2 separate regions of the Homo sapiens genome follow, and region 1 is linked to region 2. Evidence: read pairs that join two places in POLR2A ChIA-PET (ENCODE). Cell type or tissue: CD4-positive, alpha-beta T cell. All regions are shown on one strand. Links, peaks and the distances in the headings refer to the core of each region. The heading gives the core; the rest is flanking DNA. Region 1 overlaps DOCK3 (dedicator of cytokinesis 3). Region 2 overlaps DOCK3 (dedicator of cytokinesis 3).

The links. ChIA-PET counts read pairs that join two places held together with the same protein. Peaks named below come from ENCODE experiments on the same cell type or tissue, not always from the same donor. Only the 100,000 strongest peaks of a DNase experiment are listed, where the experiment ranks them.
Region 1: POLR2A ChIA-PET joins it to region 2 with 13 read pairs; 5 of 35 experiments call an interaction of 5 or more read pairs at or near these places.

The regions. Positions count from the first base shown.
Region 1 is chr3:51,265,879-51,277,018 of GRCh38, reverse strand. It overlaps DOCK3 (dedicator of cytokinesis 3), which reads right to left. Exons shown (of 53, transcript NM_004947.5): 24 at 6,012-6,204; 25 at 1,813-1,940. Among named protein-coding and RNA genes, the nearest start is that of MANF, 110 kb to the left of the region's middle. In CD4-positive, alpha-beta T cell, for the core only: a CTCF peak has its summit at 7,323 (motif pointing left); a DNase peak (open chromatin) is centred at 5,638; H3K27ac peaks cover 793 bases.
Region 2 is chr3:51,020,922-51,032,061 of GRCh38, reverse strand. The region is part of intron 5 of DOCK3 (dedicator of cytokinesis 3); the gene reads right to left. Among named protein-coding and RNA genes, the nearest start is that of MIR4787, 350 kb to the right of the region's middle. In CD4-positive, alpha-beta T cell, for the core only: no CTCF peak of the experiment used is centred there; DNase peaks (open chromatin) are centred at 6,561 and 7,071; H3K4me3 peaks cover 1,390 bases; H3K27ac peaks cover 2,152 bases.

The sequences.
Region 1 (11,140 bases), core at 1,900-9,899, 250 kb before region 2:
TTACAGGGTCCATTTGAAGGACTCCAGCCTCAGTGCATCTTTCTCTGGCCACCTCACAAAAACAATGGAGCATGTCTCCTCACTAAGGGCCACTTCCTAATTTAGGAAGAGTCTATTATCCTATTATAGACTTCTCACATTCATCTCAAATTCTGTAGCATGATTTTAATTATCTCACAAAGAGATTCCTGTTGCCCCTCGTCTAAGATGTTTATACTACTACTGGTCCTGGTGTCTATCTTTCACCCATCCATCGATTTATCATTCACTAAACATTTACCATGTGCCAGTCACTGTTTGAGAACCTGAATATATAGAGGTGAACGAGAGATAATATCTCTGCTCTCATTGAGCTTCAGTTTCATTGTCCCTCTACCCATCCATCCATTTTAACTATACTCTGCCCCATTCCACATGAAGAATTTGAGCAGCTCTTGGGACCAAAGTCATCTTTCCTATCTGTCGAACTGATCATAACACTTACCAGTGATGTATCTTTGGGTAGTTATAAGCAACTAATTACACTGACTCTAGCCCCACAAACACAACCAAACCGTCACCTCCAAGTTTTTACTGGTTCCCACTTGTGTTCCATTCCTCCTCTTTTTTTGCTTCAATTTCTCTCCTTCCTTTAGCAATAAGCTGTCCACCCCCTCAATACAACCTTGGGCTATGAGTAGATCTTATGTGCTTGGTGTGGCTTCTCTGAGGCCTGGTGGGAAGAAGAGCTGCCAAGTCTTACCTGGAGCCAAGATCAAATAATAGGGCCATTATCACCATCATAGTCACTCTCTGCCAAGCTAGACCCCTGTCACCAGATGGCACTTTAAGTTTGAACATCAGAGTATCCTATTGAGTCCCTGTCCCCTGCTCGAACAAAATATACTCTTTTTTTAAGGTGCCTCTCCCACTCCATGTGGATAGCCTATCCTTGTATATTCTTATCACCTGGCAACTGCCCTTCATTTTAAATGCATGTGAAATTCTATTCTCTAGCAACCTAATAAAATGGTATAATTTAAAAATCCATTTTTGTTCTACATTTCTTTCCTTATGCTTTTCTATAGTTTCTGAATTTTCTATAAGTAATATGCCTTTCTTCTATTATCAAAAGTACATGAAATAAGTATCATTAAAATAAATTCCTACCCTCACCCGTGCCTAATTCATATCTTTCCTTCTCTCTTTCCCTACCTCAGTTCATCCCCTCTTACCACTGATTTCTTTTAAAAAGAAAAAATAGAGAGGAAAGAAAATGGGTAAAAGCAATATCAGTTGAAACCCGACCCCTAAAGCACAATTCTACCATCCTCTGAGGCTCAGAGCTCTGGTGGGCAACATTAACCTCTCGTATGCCCTGACCTCATTTGGCACAGTATAGGAACGCCATATGGGTGGAATCAAGCTGTCAGGAAGCTAACAGAAGAGCCTGAATAAGCAAGCTACCTCTCAAGTCTGGGTCTGCCTCCCTGTGCTCATGCCTGAATATTCTCAGAAAACTCCCAAGAATCCAGAATTAAAACCTATTGATGGAAACAGCATGACACAGAATTGGGCTTTGTGGTACTACAGATAACTATATTTCTGGGTAGATTTATGGTAGTGCAACCTTTAAAAATAGCAAGAATGTGTTGTACTGACAAACCTGCTGGGAACACACAGGGCTCCATTCACTTGGGCACCTTCCTGTCACTGATGAAAGCATCTGTGACTGAAAAGTGTACAAAGCGATCTTTGTTGGTCTGCCTCTGGCTAAAGTAACACAAGACTAGGGAAGAGCTGAACAGGGTGGAGTGGGTGTGGGGCCACTACCAGAGAGCTGGTCTTGACGATGGAGAAGATGCTGCCAAGAATCCCTGAGCAAATTAGCAGCTCTTTCTGCTGCCTCAGGTGAAGGTGAATGTGATGGAGAACCACAGGAAGCAGGATGCGGCGGGATTCTGGGAGAGAAAATACAAAGGTGAAGAAAACTTTAGAGGAGAACTAGCTACTGCAGGAAGCCAGTGGCATTGTGGGACTTAGCTATTCTCAAAGCAGGTGGGGTTCAGACTAGAGCAAAAGTGAAGGTAATCTCCTTACCTTACAAGGGCCTGAAAGCTCACTGCCTGGAGATTATAAGCCATCACATGACATTATTCTTCCATCTTTCCTTTGTTCTCATTTCAATACCAAGCATCCATGACATTTTGTGCAGGATGAATGTTAGGAGTCTGCTTCTAAATGAAGTATCTTTTTTTGGAAACAGGGTCTCATTCTGTCACCCAGGCTGGAATGCAGGGGCATAATCATGGCTCCCTGCAGCTTCAACTTTCTAGGATTGCTAGAGCAATCCTCCTTCCTCAGCCTCCCATGCATATGGGACCACAGGTGTATGGCACCACACTCGGATAATTTTTTAATTTTTTGTAGAGATGAGGTCTCACTATGCTGCCCAGCTAGTCTTGAACTCCTGGGCTCAAGCGATCCTCCCTCCTTGTCCTCCCCAAATGCTAAGATTACAGGTGTGAGCCACCACACCTGGTCCCAAATGAAATCTCTTTAATGATTAGACTCCAAATTAGAAGCACAGTTTACAGTGAAAATTCCATTTAAATGGTATACTTAGTATGAACTACGCTGACTGAACTCACAGGCTTGAAATGGATTATAGATTGTCCCTCTTTATGCCCTGGCTAGATAGGTAGTCTGACACTTCCACCCCTGTGAGTGTTTACCTTGCCACAGCCAACAGGCCTGCTCCCTTTCCCCCACAGGCTTGTTAGATTGCTGCTCAGTGTGTATACAGCAATGAACACAATTGAAGCATGACCTTTGTCTTGTCACAAGACTTTGATAATTAGCCAACATTTATCACCAATCCTACTGAACACTTCAAATGATTTCTCCCAGTGTTACCGAATAGCACTTTCATCAGGAGCTGACTATATTTACAATCCTAAATTCAGGAAGGCTGTCCTACTTCAAGCTCCCTTATTAACCCGTTCTGAGACCTCAGGCAAGTTGACTCCTCTCACGAGCTTTATTTTCCTCATCTGTAGAATGGGGTGTAAGGGCCTCTTCTATAATACATTTACTTCACAAGGAAGGTTAGGAGACATGTGAAATACAAGTGTGAATGCGTTTCTGGCACCCTGTATTCCTACGTGGTCAGTGATTGTGTGACTCTGCAGGTCCCATCATATCTGGCTAGCATGATTTAGTCAGATTATCAGTAACACAAACAAGCCATGGCATTTTAGATTTATCGTTCATATCTGTCCTTTGTTAAGAGTTCCATATGAAATTCAGACAGCAAATCTTTTTCAGTCAAAGACAAAGTACATGACATATAAGAGATTTGGGCACTGCCTTGTCAAATGCTTAGAATATGTTCAAACAGAATAGAATACTAGCTAGTCTAGATTTAAAAGGCTGCTTGAATAAAAAAAGTTGATACTGCACTATGTAGATGAAAATACCAACATACTTAGTTTTTGTAACAACCAATAGCTGCTTACAGAAAAAAACAGTGGTTAGTTACTAGAACCTGCTGAAGAAGAGACCAAACTTATACTTTGAGAATACCAGTGCTGGTTAAAGGACATCACTGGTAAAGAACCTTTTGCTTCAGGGAAGATGCTGCAACTCAGGCATTCAATGAAAGTGAGATGCAAATGAAATTTTGGTGCTGTTTGTCATCTAAAATCCAATTACATAGTCCAGGGCCACATAAATATTAAGAAAATTTTTCTGAAGTGTTTGTGTGAAGCAGCAAGTACATGCAGAGATATTAGAAATAAAGTATGTCAGTGAGAGCAGTCTGCTGTTCCCCTTCCCATATATTTTGAAAGCATTTTCTTTCTTTTTTTTTTTTTTTTGAGACAGAGTCTCACTCTGTCGCCCAGGCTGGAGTGCGGTGGCGTGATCTCGGCTCACTGCAAATTCTGCCTCCTGGGTTCACGCCATTCTCCTGCCTCAGCTTCCTGAGTAGCTGGGACTACAGGCGCCCACCACCATGCCTGGCTAAATTTTGTATTTTTAGTAGAGACAGGGTTTCACCATGTTAGCCAGGATGTCTCGATCTCCTGATGTCATGATCCACACACCTTGGCCTCCCAAAGTGCTGGGATTACAGGCGTGAGCCACCGTGCCCGGCCAAAAGCATTTTCTTTAAGCAGTGCACAAAGCTCAAGTGTGTACAGTGGCCTTCAGTGACAGTGTGCCCCAAACCATTAATAAAATCTTCAGTATAGGAGCTGGAGAAGAGAGAACTGTTTACCAGCATAAACAGTTCCTGGTGGAAAAAAGATGACTTTCTTGGTGGCAGCTTTACTACTACTAGCAATATCATACGCTGGCAGAGCTAAGTCAAAGGGAACATCTATTTAGTATTACAAATGTGTGTAGCAGTGGGCTGAGAAATTTTTGTTCTTACACATTAAAAGTCAAACCTGGCCGGGCGCGGTGTCTCACACCTGTAATCCCAGCACTTTGGGAGGCTGAGGCGGGTGGATCATGAGGTCAGGAATTCGAGACCAGCCTGGCCAATATGGTGAAACCCCGTCTCTACTAAAAATACAAAAAAAAAAAAAAAAATTAGCCAGGCATGGTGGTGCATGCCTGTAGTCCCAACTACTTGGGAGGCTGAGGCAGGAGAATCATTTCAACCTGGGAGGCGGAGGCTGCGGTGAGCTGAGATCATGCCACTGGACTCTAGCCTGGGCAACAGAGCGAGACTCCGTCTCAAAAAAAAAAAAAAGTCAAACCTAAAAAATTAACCACCAAAAATTATAAAAATTCTAATAATTGTTTTGCTGGTGTTTCAGATTTATTTCTGTGCCTCAGAAGTTTATCCTAGCACAGTGATATTATTCTTAAAGAATCAGGCTCATATTGATCTTAATATATGGCCATTGAGCATTTGGTTGTCCCTGCAAGGCAGAACTTGATCACATATGATGTGTCTTCAGGAATAAAACCAGAAGTTCTTTGTGAAAGACAGACTAGGCTGCTAGTATATTAGATTGTCCTGACCCCTTGGGGAGCATAAAGAGCTCCCTGTCCATTTCTCTCTCTAATCCTTGTTGGTTCTCCAAAGACTGGAAAGGTATCGAATGGTATGGCAAGGAAACAAGAAAGCACAGGGTCCTCAGGGCCCCTTTCAGGGCCTTTTTTTTTTTTTTTTTTTCCTGAGACAGTCTCGCTCTGTTGCTCAGGCTTGAGTACAATGGCGTGATCTTGGCTTACTGCCACCTCCGCCTCCTGGGTTCGAGCAATTCTCCTGCCTCAGACTCCTGAGTAGCTGGGATTACAGGTGCCTGCCACCATGCCTAGCTAATTTTTTGTATTTTCAGTAGAGATAGGGTTTCACCCTGTTTGCCAGGCTAGTCTTGAACTCCTGACCTCAAGTGATCTGTAGGGCCTCTTTTATTTTCTTGGCTTATCCTTATTTCCTTGAGATAGTCCCTTCTCTTTTCCTCTCCTTCCTTTCCTGAGGGTATAGCAGGCTCTGTTCTTGGAAGCTGTGGGCCTGGAGGCAGGGCCCTCATGAACAAGATTAGCGACCTTTTAAAAAAAAAGACCCCAGAGAGCTGCCTTGCCCCTTCTGCTATGTGAGAACACAGAGAGAAGACAGCTGTCTATGAACCAGGAAGTGGGCCTCACCAGACATTGAATCTACTGGTGCTTTGATCTTAGACTTCCTAACCTCCAGAACTATGAGAAAGTTTGCTGTTTACATGCCACCCAGTCTATGGTATTCTGTTACAGTAGCCTGAATGGACTCAGCACCACCCCAGTGACATGCCCCTATGTGTGGATTCCTAGGAATAAACTGTGAGTAAGGCAGTAGGCCTAGGTCTTGGCTGCATTCTCTATTATAGTTTATCAAAAAATTCTGTATCTTAAGGGTTACTGGTTTCTTGCATAATCGTTGAGGAAACTGATCCTTTGATTATCACTTTGCTATCACCCCTGGAAGGAAGGAGGACACCCCTGGAAGGAAGGAGGACTCTCATCCCAACTTGATTTACCTGAGAAAGAAAACAGGCGGCTATCCACTGTCCTGGCAATGGACTGCAGCTTGACCACGTCCATTGACTGCCCAATGTGCACAGTGCTGGGCATGCTCCCCAGTGTCCCTCTCACAAACTCTGCCACCTCTTGCACGGTGAACATTTGCAGAAGCTCATCAAAGATGGTTGGGAAAGAATTGAGGAGTGCAGCCTGCAGAAGCAAATGAAGCTGTGGTTAGCACAGAGTTAGGGTGTGTGTCTATCTTTCATGCTCAGACAATGATACAAGGTGGTGAGAGGCTGAGAAGGCACTGTAGCATCTCTGCCTTCGGTGGGCTCCTCCCTGGCCACTGACTACAGCACTCAGGCATGGAGCAAGAAAAACCAAAAAGGAAACCAAAACAAGATAATTTACTGGGATCCAGGCAATTGGAGGCTTTCATAACTTGCATATAGCATTTGCTGGCAAGAGAATGGGGTATAAAGAAAAATCTGCTCAATGTGGCTTAAGATCCACAGTTGTTTTTGTTCATAAAATGGATTTAGATTTTTGTTTGTCTCTATGATCAAGTTCTTAACTTTCCAATTTTGGTTCCAAACTCAAGAAAGTATGGCAGAGAGAGCTGAGTTCCTTCAAGCAGCACCAGCTGAACTCTGCTCACAGCCCTGCAGCCAGTGATCCAGTTCTGAGAGCTGTACCATTTCCCCAGAATAGAGATTCTCATTTGCAACCATGAAATATGAAGACTTCATAAATTATTTTCTTCATAAGTGATGCCTGGTAGTCTCAAGAGTAAATTCAAGAGGATGGGAAATGTGTGTATTTAGTTAGCCATAAACTCTTGAGGACTGTTGACGTGGGCTTAGAGTTCAGCCACCTAAACACCCAAGCAAGGGGAGTGGGAGTGTGCATGTTAGGCTTTTCTTCTAGGATGTAAGCTCTGGCAGACCATAAGGTAGTTTCTTGAGAACAATCTGATAATAGAACAGTTCCACAGCCTTTGGGAGGCAGAGCACTATAGGAAAAAGAGAATGGGTTTTGGAATTAGACACGAGTTCAAATCCAAGCTTTACCGCTTACCTGACACACAAACTTTGGCAAGTTACTGCCTAATTCTCTGTTTCCCCATCTATAAAATGGGGATGATGCTATTACTTATGTCTTGATACTGGTATGAGGGAAATTTTTACATAAAGTTTCTAGTAGAGTGCCTGGAACACAATAGGCCTTTGATACATGCTGGTTCTTATTATTTTCTCTTGTCTAAGTGGAAGCAGCATGAAGACTTTTCACTTCTCAGTCCCCTTATGCCATTAACTCAGGATTTACAAAGAGAAATGGAGTGCCATCTTGAGACAAAAAGGTGAGAATGCACCCTTCCCAAATGGCAGGCTGGGGAGGGAAGGCTGTTTTCTTGACTGCTCCATCAGGCAACAGACACTGGCTTAGAGTGAGTGAAAATTTATGCCATGGAAAACAGGCTTGTGCTGTGGTCTTTATTCAGGCCAGGCCCAATTGGAGAACTTATATGAATTCTATCTGCAGATTTATAACTCCCTGGAATATCAAGGAGATTGTTTTGCAGTAATTAGAATCAGAACAAAACATATCATTGGCAGCTTAGATATAAAAGACAAAGCAGTGGTAAAGTAGGTGCTTTATAATCAATAACAAACAGTAACTCATTTGCTCTCTTAAATGGTAAAATATCCTGTACTTAGACACCAGGACAGAAGGACTCTCACACCCTGACATCTTCTAGTGGTCATAATCAAAGATATAAAGTCTAACTGAATAATATACATATATATATTATGTATATATATGCATATATATGTATATTATTATATGTATATTATTATACGTATAAATAAATATATATATATAGAGAGAGAGAGAGAGAGACAGTGAGAGAGAGAGAGAGAGAGAGTTGTGAAACTCAGGAAACATGAGCCTTGCACCAAAGAAGAAGGTCTGATTCTCACACAGGTCTTAGCCGAGACCAGATCTAAGCTATTTATCTTGATGTAGTAGGAGTGTGCCACTCAGTACAGGGCATTATTGTGTTACAAAGTTCCCAGAAAGCATATCTGCATTGCTTTGCTAGCTACCTCTAATCTCTCCATATTTTGGCTGTGGGAGGGGAATCAAAAAGGAAGATGAGCAGCTTAAGGTACTTAGAAGGGGAGATCACAGGTGTCTTTCTTACAGAAGCACCTGGAAGCCTTCAGGTACTCCCTTATAGAGTTCCTTATAGACTCCCTTATAGAGTCCACTCCCTTACAGAGTCAAGGAAGCCTTAAGGTACTCCCAGTTGATCACCTGTCCTCTGGGCTGAGAAACCTATAGGCAACTGGTATCAAGAGGCAACACAGAGGCAAGCGGAAAACAAAAAAGTAGACTATTTTAATCTTAAATGAGGCAGAGTTTAAATATATACTTGGGCTAACAATATACCTGGCAGTGACTGAATGACTGGACATGAGAGAGGCTGTCTGATCTTTGCTGACAGGTTTTGGTGTAATATTTAGCTTCAAAAAGTTGAAGAACTATACACTATTACATAAAAATTCTGACATTCATTTGTAAGGAAAAATATCTCCCTTTTGACTGGGGTAATGAATTCTTGATTTGTTCTAGGGTAAGGCTGTGTGGAAAGGTAACAGATTAGCTGGCCAGGCAGTTTTGTTTGTTTTTGAGACAGAGTTTCACTCTGTTGCCCAGGCTGGAGTGCAGTGGTGCAATCACAGCTCACTGTAGCCTTAACTTCTTGGGCTCAGGTGATTGGTCAGGTAGTTTTAATATAAGAAAGCAAATTTTCTTCCCATACTGATATTTCTAATATTGAATCTAATCTAATCTTTTTTTGAAGTTTTAATTATTTATTATACTTTAAGCTCTGGGATACATGTGCAGAATGTGCAGGTTTGTTACATAAGTATACACGTGCCATGGTGGTGTGCTGCACCCATCAACCCATCATCTACATTAGGTATTTCTCCTAATGCTATCCCTCCCCTAGTCCCCCGACCCCCAACAGGCCCAGGTGTGTAATGTTCCCCTCCCTGTGTCCATGTGTTCTCATTGTTTACCTCCCACTTATGAATGAGAACATGTGGTGTTTGGTTTTCTGTTCCTGTGTTAGTTGACTGAGAATGATGGTTTCCAGCTTCATCCATGTCCCTGCAAAGGACATAAACTCATCCTTTTTTATGGCTGCATAGTATTCCATGGTGTATATGTGCCACATTTTCTTTATCTAGTCTATGACTGATGGGCATTTGGGTTGGTTCCAAATCTTTGCTATTGTCAACAGTGCTGCAATAAACGTATGTGTGTGGCTGGGCGCGGTGGCTCATGCGTGTAATCCCAGCACTTTGGGAGGCTGGGGCAGGTGGATCACCTGAGGTCAGGAGTTCGAGACTAGCCTGGCAAACAGGATGAAACCCCATTTCTAATAAAAAATGAAAAAATTAGCTGAACATGGTGGCATGCGCCTGTAATCCCAGCTAGTCAGGAGGCTGAGGCAGGAGAATCACTTGAACACGGGAGGTGGAGGTCGCAGTGAGCTGGGATCGCTCCATTGCACTCCAGCTTGGGCAACAAGAGTGAAACTCCATCTCAAAAAAAAAAAAAAAAGAAAGAAAAAAACCATACGTGCGCATGTGTCTTTATAGTAGAATGATTTATAATCCCTTGGGTTTATAGCCAGAAATGGGATCGCTGGGTCACATGTATTTCTAGTTCTAGATCCTTGAGGAATCACCACACTGTCTTCCACAATGGTTGAACTAATTTACACTTCCACCAACAGTGTAAAAGCATTCCTATTTCTCCACATCCTCTCCAGCATCTGTTGTATCCTAACTTTTTAATGATCGCCATTCTAACTAGTGTGAGATGGTATCTCATTGTGGTTTTGATTTGCATTTCTCTAATGACCAGTGATGATGAGCTTTTTTTCATATGTTGGTTGGCTGCATAAATGTCTTCTTTTGAGAAGTGTCTGTTCATATCCTTCGCCCACTTTTTGATGGTTTTTTCTTGTAAATTTGTTTAAGTTCTTTGTAGATTTTGGATATTAGCCGTTTGTCAGATGGATAGATGGCAAAAATTTTCTCCTATTCTATAGCTTGCCTGTTCACTCTGATGATAGCTTCTTTTGCTGTGCAGAAGCTCTTTAGTTTAATCAGATTCCATTTGTCAATTTTGGCTTTTGATGCCACTGCTTTTGGTGTTTTAGTCATGAAATCTTTGCCTATGCCTATGTCCTGAATGGTATTGCCTAGATTTTCTTGTAGGGTTGTTATGGTTTTAGGTCTTATGTTTAAGTCTTTAATACATCTTGAGTTAATTTTTGTATAAGGTGTAAGGAAGGGGTCCAGTTTCAATTTTCTGCATATGGCTAGCCAGTTTGCCAACACCATTTATTAAATAGGGAATCCTTTCCCCATTGCTTCTTTTGTCAGGTTTGTCAAAGATCAGATGATTGTAGATGTGTGGTGTTATTTCTGAGGCCTCTGTTCTGTTCCATTCGTCTATATATCTGTTTTGGTACCAGTACCATACTGTTTTGGTTACTGTAGCCTTGTAGTATAGTTTGAAGTCAGGTAGTATAATGCCTCCAGCTTTGTTCCTTTGGCTTAGGATTGACTTGGCAATGCGGGCTCTTTTTTGGTTCCATATGAACTTTAAAGTAGTTTTTTCTAATTCTGTGAAGAAAGTCAGTGGTAGCTTGATGGGGATGGCATTGACTCTATAAATTACTTTGGGCAGTATGGCCATTTTCACGATATTGATTCTTCCTATCCATGAGCATGGGATGTTTTTCCATTTGTCTGTGTCCTCTCTTATTTCCTTGAGCAGTGGTTTGTAGTTCTCCTTCAAGAGTTCCTTCATATCCCTTCTAAGTTGTATTCCTAGGTATTTTATTATCTTTGTAGCAATTGTAAAGGGGCGTTCACTCATGATTTGGCTCTCTGTTTGTCTATTATTGGTGTATAGGAATGCTTTTTGTATCCTGAGACTTTGCTGAAGTTGCTTATCAGCTTAAGGAGATTTGGGGCTGAGACAATGGGGTTTTCTAAATATATAATCATGTCATCTGTAAACAGAGACAATTTCACTTCCTCTCTTCCTATTTGAA
Region 2 (11,140 bases), core at 2,135-10,134:
GTGGTGTCTTAGTTTCATTTAATTTGCGCAGCTGTAACAAAATACTTATACTTGGGTACTTTATACACAATTAAAATCTATTTTTCACAATTCTGGAAGCTAGAAAGTCTAAGATCAGGGCACCAGTACACTACACTCATTATCTGATAAAGGCTGCTTTCTGCTTCCAAGGTGGTACCCTGTTGCTACATCCTCTGGAAGGAATGAATGCTATGTTCTCACATGCTGGAAGTTCCCTCCAGCATTTTTATAGGGGTATTAATCTCATCCATGAGGGCAGAGCCCTCGTGGCCTAGTTACCTCCTAAAAGGAGGTATTTCTTTTAACCCCCAATACTTCTGCATTGGGGCTTAAGTTTCGACATGAATTTAGAGGTGGATACAAACATTCAAAACACAGCAGGAAGGTAACTAGTATGAGGCATTATTTTGAATACTGCTTTTGTCCCTCCAAAAATACTAACTAAGAACATTATTGCTGGTTCTTTCACCATAAAATCAGTAACAACAATTAGGGTTGCCATATCAACATGGTAAAATCAGGATAAAGGGCAAGCTTTGCTGGGACAAAGTACTGATGAAAATAAGTGCTGGCATAGACTCCTTTATCCTCTTGCTCCCCATTCAGAGACTTTAAGGCTGGTGGATTAAAACATAAGGAGACAGCTTCCTCCTGATGCTGCTTATCCCTGAGTTTAAAGGTATAATCATGGGCCAGAGTTTTCTTGGAGACGTAACAAAAACTGCAGTGATCAGTATGGTTTTATGATCTTGTACTCACCTTTCTAAGGCTCAACCCTTAAAATTGATCAGGATAGATATCCACTAAAGCTTTGATTTCAGCTCTAACCTACCCAAATATCTATTACCAACAAAGTAGCTGATCAAAAAAGGATGACAATAAAATATAGAAGAAAAAAGTAATTGTTATAGACATAGCAAATTGAAAAGTATGAAAATTTCTGTGTCCTAGTGATGATAGTTTCCAGCCGCCCAAAGTTCCTGTGAGTACAGCTAAAACATATGAAAAAGTACAAAGCATACCTTTTTGAAGTTAAAGAGTTTTCAAGACAGCCAGGCATTACAAAGCAAAGATCAAGGAAAGAAGGAAAACTCAGTGGGGTAGCCCAACATTTTGCATGCCATTTTCCCAATCAGAGATTTAATGATTCTTAGGTTGGCAAGAAAGGCTAAGAAGCCAGAGAGAGGATGGCCACTAATAGATGAGAGCTTTAGGCAATCACACAGGACGGGGAAGACAAAAATTGGGGTTTGTGCTGCCAAGGTTGTCAAAACTTGAGGGGCTAAGATTTAAAAGAAAACAGAAGCCTATTTAGGTGTGCTCTATGCTCTTGGAGATGTTATTCCTCTTGACACATTTGCTGATTCTTAAAATGCTTATTACTCAGTACTAAAATGACTAGCAGAAAGTAAACTAAAAGTAGAACAGATTTTAGCAGTGTTTTGGAGACAAAAATTGGATCCAGAACTTGACAAGAAGGTAAACAACACACAGTAAACAACCTAGCCTCTCAACTAGAACCACTAGAGGGTGTATCCTAAAAATGGATACTAATCAGAGGTAGACTATACCTTACCATGACTATAATGCTGCCATATCAAAGAATCTGCCTTACTCAAATAGCCAGGGGATAAGGTGAGCACTCTATAGGGGAAGAGGACAGCATGCAAAGCCTCTATAATTTTTCATACGTGATATCTGGGATTCAATTAAAAATTATCAGGCCTACCAGGAGACATGACCATGGAAAAAACAGTCAACTGAAACAGACCAAAAGATGGCCAACTAGGAACAGCATAAATTCTTCTCAGAAAAAAGATCAAAGTTATTAGTGAATGGTCAAGTTTGGAGTGCAAAATGGAAGGTGGAGAGCCAGGACTTGTTGGAATGCCCAACCAAAGAAGTGGGGCGCACAGAAAATGAGCAGCAAAAGTCTGTCTGGCATTGACCTCCAAGGAGGTCAGAGTCCAGTAGAAAGAGTAGGAGAGAGTGCTTTCCTCCTCCCCTTCCCCCTCTGATAATCTGCTTACTGCCAAACTGCTGGAGAGCGCCTCTGGCCCACCCCCCGACCCCGTGTCCCAGGGAAACACAATAGGTGGCAATTAGAGATCTTCTCAGGAACAGAGAACCAGGTGGCCACCTTGAGCAGATGTGCTGAACCTGCCCCTTCAGATGCAGACTGAGATGGCAGGTGCCATGCTAGCTGTGCACATGTGGTACCACTGCCCTGATGAGAGATTCTCCACCCTTGAGCCACTGCACCCTTAGACCACCAGCAGACATACCCCACAACCCACTCTGACTCTGGCAAGCATGAGGGACTGTTGGATCCCCAGGGAGTTGTGGGTCCCCTGGAGATATAACCTTCAACACAAACTGCACCTAAGGGAAGGAGGAGGGCAGCACACCAAAGCCCCGCCTTGGGACAAAGGGAATGCAGGTGTGGCACCAACCACTTCAGGGGGTTCCACCAAAGCCTGGGAATGAACATGAAGAGAGAATCATCTCTTTCCCCCTGTTCCCCTCCCCAGTGCACTGTTGCAGACATGGCAGATGCCTTTCCCACTGGGGCCTCGTGGGTGTGCACTGAAAAAGAATGATTTTTGTGCTTCTTTGGCAGCCCCACCCCCACTGAAAGCCAAGCACATGCTGAGAGAGAGCTTTTCATGCTTTTATGGCAGCTCCAGCCCCGCAGAGGGTGAGCAAGCATGAACTAAGTAAAAGCCTACCTGCTGGCTCTTACTCTTAGACACCATCTACCAGACTGCAGCCTGAATTACACAACCAAAGAAAAATACATCGTTGCAAGTAGCATCTCAGAAAATGACTACATGAACCTATCTGTAACCAAGGAACCCATACAAAACCTTGGCCCTCTGAAAGCATGCAGAAATGAAGAGAAATGATCATATACAACATACAGCACAGTCATATCCTCAAGGGAAAGAAGAATAAAAAATCAAAAAAGCCCATTAAAATTAAAGTAAATTTTTAAAAAAAGAAACATCAGCTCTCTCAGATGAAAAGGAATCAGCACAAGAACTCTGGCAATAAAAAAAGCCAGTGTTTCTTCACCTCCAAAGGATCACACTAGCTCTCTAGCAATGGATGCCAACCAGACTAAAATGTCTGAAATGACAATATAGAATTAAGAATACAGATGGCAAGAAAACACAATGAGATTCTCATGGAAGTTGAAATTCAATACAAAGTCACCAGAGAAATGATCAAGATATGAAAGACAACATAGCTATATTAAAAAAAGAACCAAACAGAACTGGAATTTAAAATTTCACTACAGGAATTTCAAAATGCATTGGAAACCTTAACAACAGACTAGACCAATTAGAAGAAAGAATTTCACAGCTTGAAGACCAGTCTTTGAGTCAACCCACTCAGACAAAAATCAAAGAAAAAACAATTTAAAAAAACAAAACCTTCAAGAAATATGGGATTATGTAAAGCAACCAAGCCCATGACTTATTTTCATTTCTGAGAGAAAAAAACAGAAAGTAAGCAATTTAGAAAACGTATTTGAGGGTATAATTCAGAAAAATTTCCCCAATCTTGCTAGAGGTTGACATGCAGCTACAAGAAATTAAGAGAACACCTGCAAGATACACAAGACAAACATCCCAAAGTTACACAGTATTCTGATTATCCAAGATCAACGTGAAAAAAAAAATCTTAAAACTAGCTAGAAAAAAGGGCTAAATTATCTATAAAAGGAATTCCACCAGACAAACAGCAGACTTCTCAGCAGAAACCTTATAAGCCAGAAGAGATTGGGGGCCTATTTTTAGCATTCTTAAAGAAAAAACATGCCAGCCAAGATTTCATGTATCACTAAGTTAAGCTTCATAGGAGAAATACAATCCTTCCTAGAAAAGCAAACGTTAAGAAAATTCATCACCACCAGTCTAGCCCGACAAGAAATGCTCGAGAGCTCTAAACATGAAAATAAAGAACAATACTTGCTACACAAAAGCACAAAAAGGTACAAAACCCACAGACCCTATACAGCAACTACCATTCCAGCCTACAAAGTAACTAGCTAACAACACTATGACAGAAACAAAATCTCATATATCAATATCAAAGTTGAACCTACACAGCCTAAATGCTCCACTTAAAAGATACAGAGTGGCAAATTGGATGAAAAAAAAAATGAGATCCAACTTTCTACTGCATTCAAGAGACTCATGTCTCATGTAATGACACCCATAGGCTCAATGTAAAGAGATAAAGATCATGCAAATGAAAAATAAAAAAAGGGGAAGGGGGTGCTATTCCTATATCAGATACAACAGATGTTAAACCAAAGACAATAAAAAGGACAAAGAAGGGCATTACATAATGATAAAGGGTTAAATTCATCAAGAAGAGTTAACTATCCTAAATATATATGCACCCAACAACAAAGCACCCAGATTTATAAAACAATTACAACTAGACCTAAGAAAACAGCCACACAGCCACACAATAATAGTGGGAGACTTCAAAACCCCATTGACAGAATTAGATAATCATCAAGGCAAAAAACTAACAAAGAAATTCTGGACTTAAATTGGATACTTAACCAATAGACATCTACAGAATACCCCACCTAAAATCCACAGAATACAGTTTGCTCATCTATACATAGAACATACTCTAAGATTGACCACATGCTCAGCCAAAAAGCTAGTCTCTATAAATTGAAAAAAAAAATCAAAGGCATACTAAGCATCTTCTTGGACCACAGTTGAATAAAATTAGAAATCGATACCAAGAGGAACTCTCAAAACCACACAAATACATGGGAACTAAATGAGTTGCTTCTGGACAACTTTTGCGTAAAAAACAAAATTAGGCAGAAACAAAAAAAAATTATTTCAAACAAATAGAAACACAACACACCAAAACCTCTCAGATGCAGCAAAAACAGTGCTAAATGGAGTTTATACTCCTAAATGCCTACATCAAGAAGATAGAAAGATCTCAAATTAACAACCTAGTGCCACAGCTAAAAGAACTAGAAATATAATAACTAAATAAAAATCTAGCAGAAGAAAAGAAATACCTAAAATCAGAGAACTGAACAAAATAGCAACCAACAAAACCATACAAAGGATCAAAAAGAAATTTGGTTCTTTGAAAAAAAAAGATTGATAGACTGCTAGCTAGATTAACAAAGAAAAAAGAGAAAATCCAAATAAGCACAATCCAAAATAATAAAACTGATGCCACATAAATACAAAAGATTCCCAGAGATAACTGCAAAAATCTCTATGTGCACAAACTAGAAAATCTAGAGGAAATGGATAAATTCCTGTAAACACACAGCATCCCAAGACTGAACCAGGAAGAAATTGAAACCATGAACAAATCAATAATAAGTTATGAAACTGAATCAGTGATAAAAAGCCTAGCAACCAACAAAAGCCTTAGACCAGATGGATTCACAGTTGAATCCTACCAGATACACAAAAAAAGAGCTGGTACCAATCATACTGAAACTACTTCAAGAAAATTGAGGAGAAGGAATGCCTCCCCAACTCATTCTATGAAACCAGTATCATCTTGATACCCAAAGCTGACAAGGACACAATAAAAAAAAAAAAAAAACTACAGGCCAATATCCCTGATAAACATAGATGCAAAACTTCTCAACAAAATACTAGCAAACCAAATTCAGCTGCAGATCAAAAGATAATTCATCATGATCAAATGGGCTTTATTCCTGAGATGCAAGGATGGTAAACATATACAAGTCAATAAATGTGATTCACCACATCAATGGAACTAAAAACAAAAAAAAACATATGACCATCTCAATAGACTCAGAAAAACCATTCAATAAAATCCAACGTCACTTCATAATACAAACCCTCATTTTTTCATTTTTTATTTTTTTCAAAATGGCAGATTGGAGGCAGTGTTAGCTTGCCTCTCCCACTTGGAAGGTCAGAATAGTGTGTAGAGATTCACACTGTGAATTTTTTTTTTTAAAGCAAGAACCAACACAGGAACTTAATAGAAAAATCAAAAGAATCTACAGACCCTTTGAAACAAATGGCAGGCTGCAGCCTACTCCATGAGACAGGTGAAAAACTAAGTTCTCAGAGTGTGAGAAGGGGAGAGTCTGCCTCTGAGTACATCCTCACTGGGGAATCTGAAAATTCAGGCCATGGAAGAAGACCTTAAACTCTACCAAGAGCTGGATCAAATTTAGAAAGTGGCATAAAATATAAAAGTAGAAGCAACAGTGGGAAGGGGCTTGCAGGCATTCCCAGTCTCCAGTGTGAACCAAGGGAAGTGATTCCTGACTATATCTCACAGGAGCCCTTGGGGAAGTCGGTCAACGAGGGAGAATTCACAGGGTAAATGCAGCTCCCAACTGAATTTTGTGATATAATCTCAAGAGAGGACAAACACCCCATGAACAGAACCTGGGGAATGAGCAGGAAGTGAGCTGCAGACAGGAGTGCAGAAGCTGGGCACGTGACTTTGCAGAAAGACGGGGAGGGGTGCGGCCTGAAAGCTGTGGTTGCTATCTCTGTGGGGAAGCTTATAGGCTGGGGCAGGTCTGAATTCTGTGTGCAGACTGCCTAGATCTAAACCAGGTGCTGTCACCAGAGCACCGCAGGAGTGACACCGACCTTGAAAACGATGTGGGAACTAGGTAAGGCTCACTGCTGCCCACTACTCCCCACTCCTTTTGTAAACTCCTCTGTGCAGCAGAGGCAGTTATACTCCCCTGTGAAACATTACCCCAGCGACCTGAGAACCACCTTGGTCTCTCACAGGGGCCTTAGCCTGCCCTGCACAAGGAGAATCAGAGCTCAGGCCCACCTAACCCTGACCCAACCTGGTGGTATTTCTCCACCTGCCCTGGTAACTTAATACAAAAGACATAAACTTTTAGGAGACTTGTAGCCCCACCCATCACCTAAGAAACCAGAATACTTCCCCTAGGCAACTTAGGGCAAGCTCAAATCCCACTGTTATTACGGCAGCTGGTGCTCTTTTGAAAGCAACACCTCCTGGCTGGAGGCCAACCAACACAGATCTTGACACCATCTCTAGATAGAATAACACTGTGCCCAAGAAGGAGAAAACAGCTGCATGACCTCGGCAATCATCACTGCCTGCAACACCCTGGCAAACCAAAGGTCCTGAGTCTGTCCACGTGACAAGTTCACTACTAGTATTACCAGCATTCAAGAAAGGCAGCACACTAAGCCTATCTACAACCAAGGAATCTCAGAGTCTATGTCACATCACTGGATCCCTTGCAGACATTCCCCAATTCAGGGAACAATTCAGGATGACTGCAGCCCCACAGGAGGAGCACTGCCCAGATGCAGGCTTGCACAAAAGGCAGAATCACAATTCCTCCCTACATGGAACATCAATATTCCTAAAGAAGAGGTGCCTGTCTGATCTGAACAGCCAGAACACTGGGAAAACAGTAAAGCTGTGAGGTGGAAAGCTTTTCTGCTGGCCTAGCAGGGAAGCTGAGGTAGCTCTCACCCTTCACCCTGATAAAATCTCAGAACATCTAATTGAGATCTACCCCTGACCCCCCAGTTACCTTCATCAAGGCTGGGACCTCTGCCCACCATTGGGTATTACATCTACCAACTTGCTTTAGCTACAACCAGTGACTACCCAGGGATACATCCACAACTGGCCTAAAGCCTGAATCATCAACTCAGTTAATAAAATACTGGGGAAAAAATTGAATAAATAAATAAACCATACACCATGAGAGAATGAGATAAGCTTTAAGGAATCCCTGCCATTCCAACCCAATAGGAGACAGTGAACTGGCCTACACACCAAGTACATAATAACTATTACAACCATCATATGGGAAAGCCATTGCACAAAGACTTTCTATAACAAAGGAACTCATACAGAGTCTTAACCAAGCCCCAAGAATCAAATTAGGCTAAAATAATTTACTACAAACATTGAAGTCAGACCCTTAAAGTAAAAAAAACCATTAAGAAAACACAGTCTAGTAAAAAATAAATTCAGTAACAATTTGAAAAAATAGGCTATCCAAATTAGAAATAAATCCAGAAATGTAATTCTGGTAATATGACAAAACAGGGTTCCATAAAACCCCCAAAATGTCACAATAGCTCTCCAGATATGAATCCAAATGAAGATAAAATATTTGAAATGAGACAAAAATAATTCAGAAGGTTGATTATCAAGCTACTCAAGGAAATACAAGAGAAAGGTGAAAACCAACAAAAATGAATTAAAAAAACAGTCAAGGATATGCATGAAAAATTTTCCAGGGAGATAGATAACTATAAAGAAAAAATCAATCAGACCAGGCCTGATGGCTCATGCCAAATCCCAGCACTTTGGGAGGCCAAGGCGGGCAGATCAGCTGAGGTCAGGAGTTTGAGACTAGCCTGGCCAACATGATGAAACCCTGTCTCTATTAAAAATGCAAAAATTAGCCGGGCATGGTGGTGTGCACCTGTAGTACCAGCTACTCAGGAGGCTGATGCAGGAGAATCGCTTAAACCCATGAGGCAGAGGTTGGAGTGAGCCGAGATCACACCACTGCACTCCATGGCACAACAGAGCGAGACTCTGTCTCAAAAAACAACAAGAACAACAACGACAACAAAAAACAATCAGAACATCTGGAAATGGAAGACAAACTTAGGAAAATACAAAATGCAGTGGAAAGTTTCAACAATAGACGAACAAGGAGAAGGAAGAATTTCAGAGCTCAAAGACAGGCTTTCAAATTAATGCAATCAGACAAAGATAAAGAAAAAAAAAAAGGAAATGAATAAAGTCTCCAAGAAATATGAGATTATATAAAATGGCCAAACCTAAGAATAACTGGTGTTCCTGAGGGAGAAGAGAAGTATAAAAGTCTGGAAAACTTATTTGAGGGAATAATTGAGGAAAACTTCCTTGGCGTTGTTAGAGATCTGGATATCTACCTACAAGAAGCTCAAAGAATTCCTAGAAAATTCATTGCAAAAAGACCATAGCCAAGGCACATACTCATTAGGCTATCTAAAGTTAACACCTACAACCAACTGATCTTTAACCCAGCCCACAAAAATAAACAATGGAGAAAGTACACTATTAAATAAATGATGTTGGGAAAACTGACTAACCATATGCAGAAGAATGAAACTGGGCCCCTACCTCTCACCATATACAAAAATTAACATAAGGTAGATTAAAAACTTAAATCTAAGAAGTGAAACAGTAAATATCCTAGAAGAAAAACTAGAAAATACTCTCCTGGACACTGGCCTAGGCAAAGAAAACCAAAATTGACAATTTGGACCTAATTAAACTAAAGAGCTTGTGTACAGCAAAAGAAACAATCAACAGAGTAAACAAGAAACCTATAGAATGGGAGAAAATACTTGCAAACTATACATCCCACAAAGGACTAATACCCAGAATCTATAAGAAATTTTATATGCATAAATTAAATGTTAACTATTGTGTACGCTGGTAACATACACATTAGCAGTATGTTCCATGTATCTAACACACATGTAACTGGAGTTCCAGAAAGAGAAGAAAGAAAAATGGAGCAGAAGCAATATTTAAAAACATAGTTCTTTTAAGTCAAAGAAAGACATCAAGCCATAATTCAATTAGTGCTAAGAACTCCAATCTGCATAAATAAAAAGAAATCCAGACCAAAGCACATTACAGTAGAAGTGCTGAAATCTAAGATAAAGTGGAAATGTTAAACTGTCATTATTCATAGGCAACAGAATTATGAGCAAAGAACTTCCAGAAGAATCTACAAATAAATCATTACATTTAATAAATGAATTTAACAGGGTCACTAAATATACAGTCAATGTACAAAATCAAATCAAGTCTATCTACCTATAATAAAAAACTACAAAGTAAATTGTTTAAAAACTTAAAGTTACAAGTGAAAAAATAAATACAAATTTCTAACTTTAAAGCTAATAAAAGATAAGCAAGGCTTTATACTGAAAACTAAAACATTTCTGAGAAATATTAAAGGTGACATGGATCACATTCACTGATTAAATAATTTAACATTGTTAAAAAATGTAAATTCTCGGCCAGGTGTGGTGGCTCACACCTGTAATCCCAGCACTTAGGGAGGCCGAGGCAGGCAGATCACAAGGTCAGGAGTTCGAGACCAGCCTGGCCAACACAGTGAAACCCCTTCTCTACTAAAAATACAAAAAATTAGCCAGGCGTGGTGGTGGGCACCTGTAATCCCAGCTACTCAGGAGGCTGAGGCAGGAGAATCGCTTGAATGCAGGAGGCGGAAGTTGCAGTGAGCTGAGATCGCACCATTGCGCTCCAGCCTGGGTGACAGTGCGAGACTCCGTCTCAAAAAGAAAAAAAAAAAAGGAAGTTCTCCCAGAAATTATCTATTGATTCAAAAACAATTCTAATCAAAGTTCTAGAAGGAATCTTATTAAGGAAAGTAAATGGGCTGAAATGCTCATTTTAAAATTTGGGTAGAAATATAAAGGGCTAAGAACAGCCAAGAAAATCATAAAGAACTTCCTTAAATCTTAAGGAATTTGGATAATTTATACTACTAGGTAAGGAAACTTATGAATCTACATTAATTGAGACATGTTGTTGGCTAAAAGAATATATAAATAGGATTTCCACTGAGAGGTTCACTGTTAGTCTGATGGGGTTTCCCTTTGTAGGAGACCTGGCCTTTCTCTCTGGCTGCCCTTAACATTTTTCTTTCATTTCAACCTTGGAGAATCTGATGATTATGTGTCTTGGGGTTGATCTTCTCATGGAGTAGCCTACTGGAGTTCTCTGTATTTCCTGAATTTGAATGTTGGCCTGTTTTGCTAGGTTGGAAAATTGAAGGACCTCTTCAAGGAGAACTACAAAACACTGCTCAAGGAAATTAGAGAGGACAAAACAAATGGAAAAATATTCCATGCTCATGGATAGGAAGAATCAATATCGTGAAAATGGCCATACTGCCAAGAATCATTTATAGTTTCAATGCTATTCCCATTAAACTACCACTGACATTCTTCACAAAATTAGAAGAAATTATTTTAAAATTCCTATGGAACCAAAAAAGAGCTCAAATAGCCAAGACAATCCTAAGCAAAAA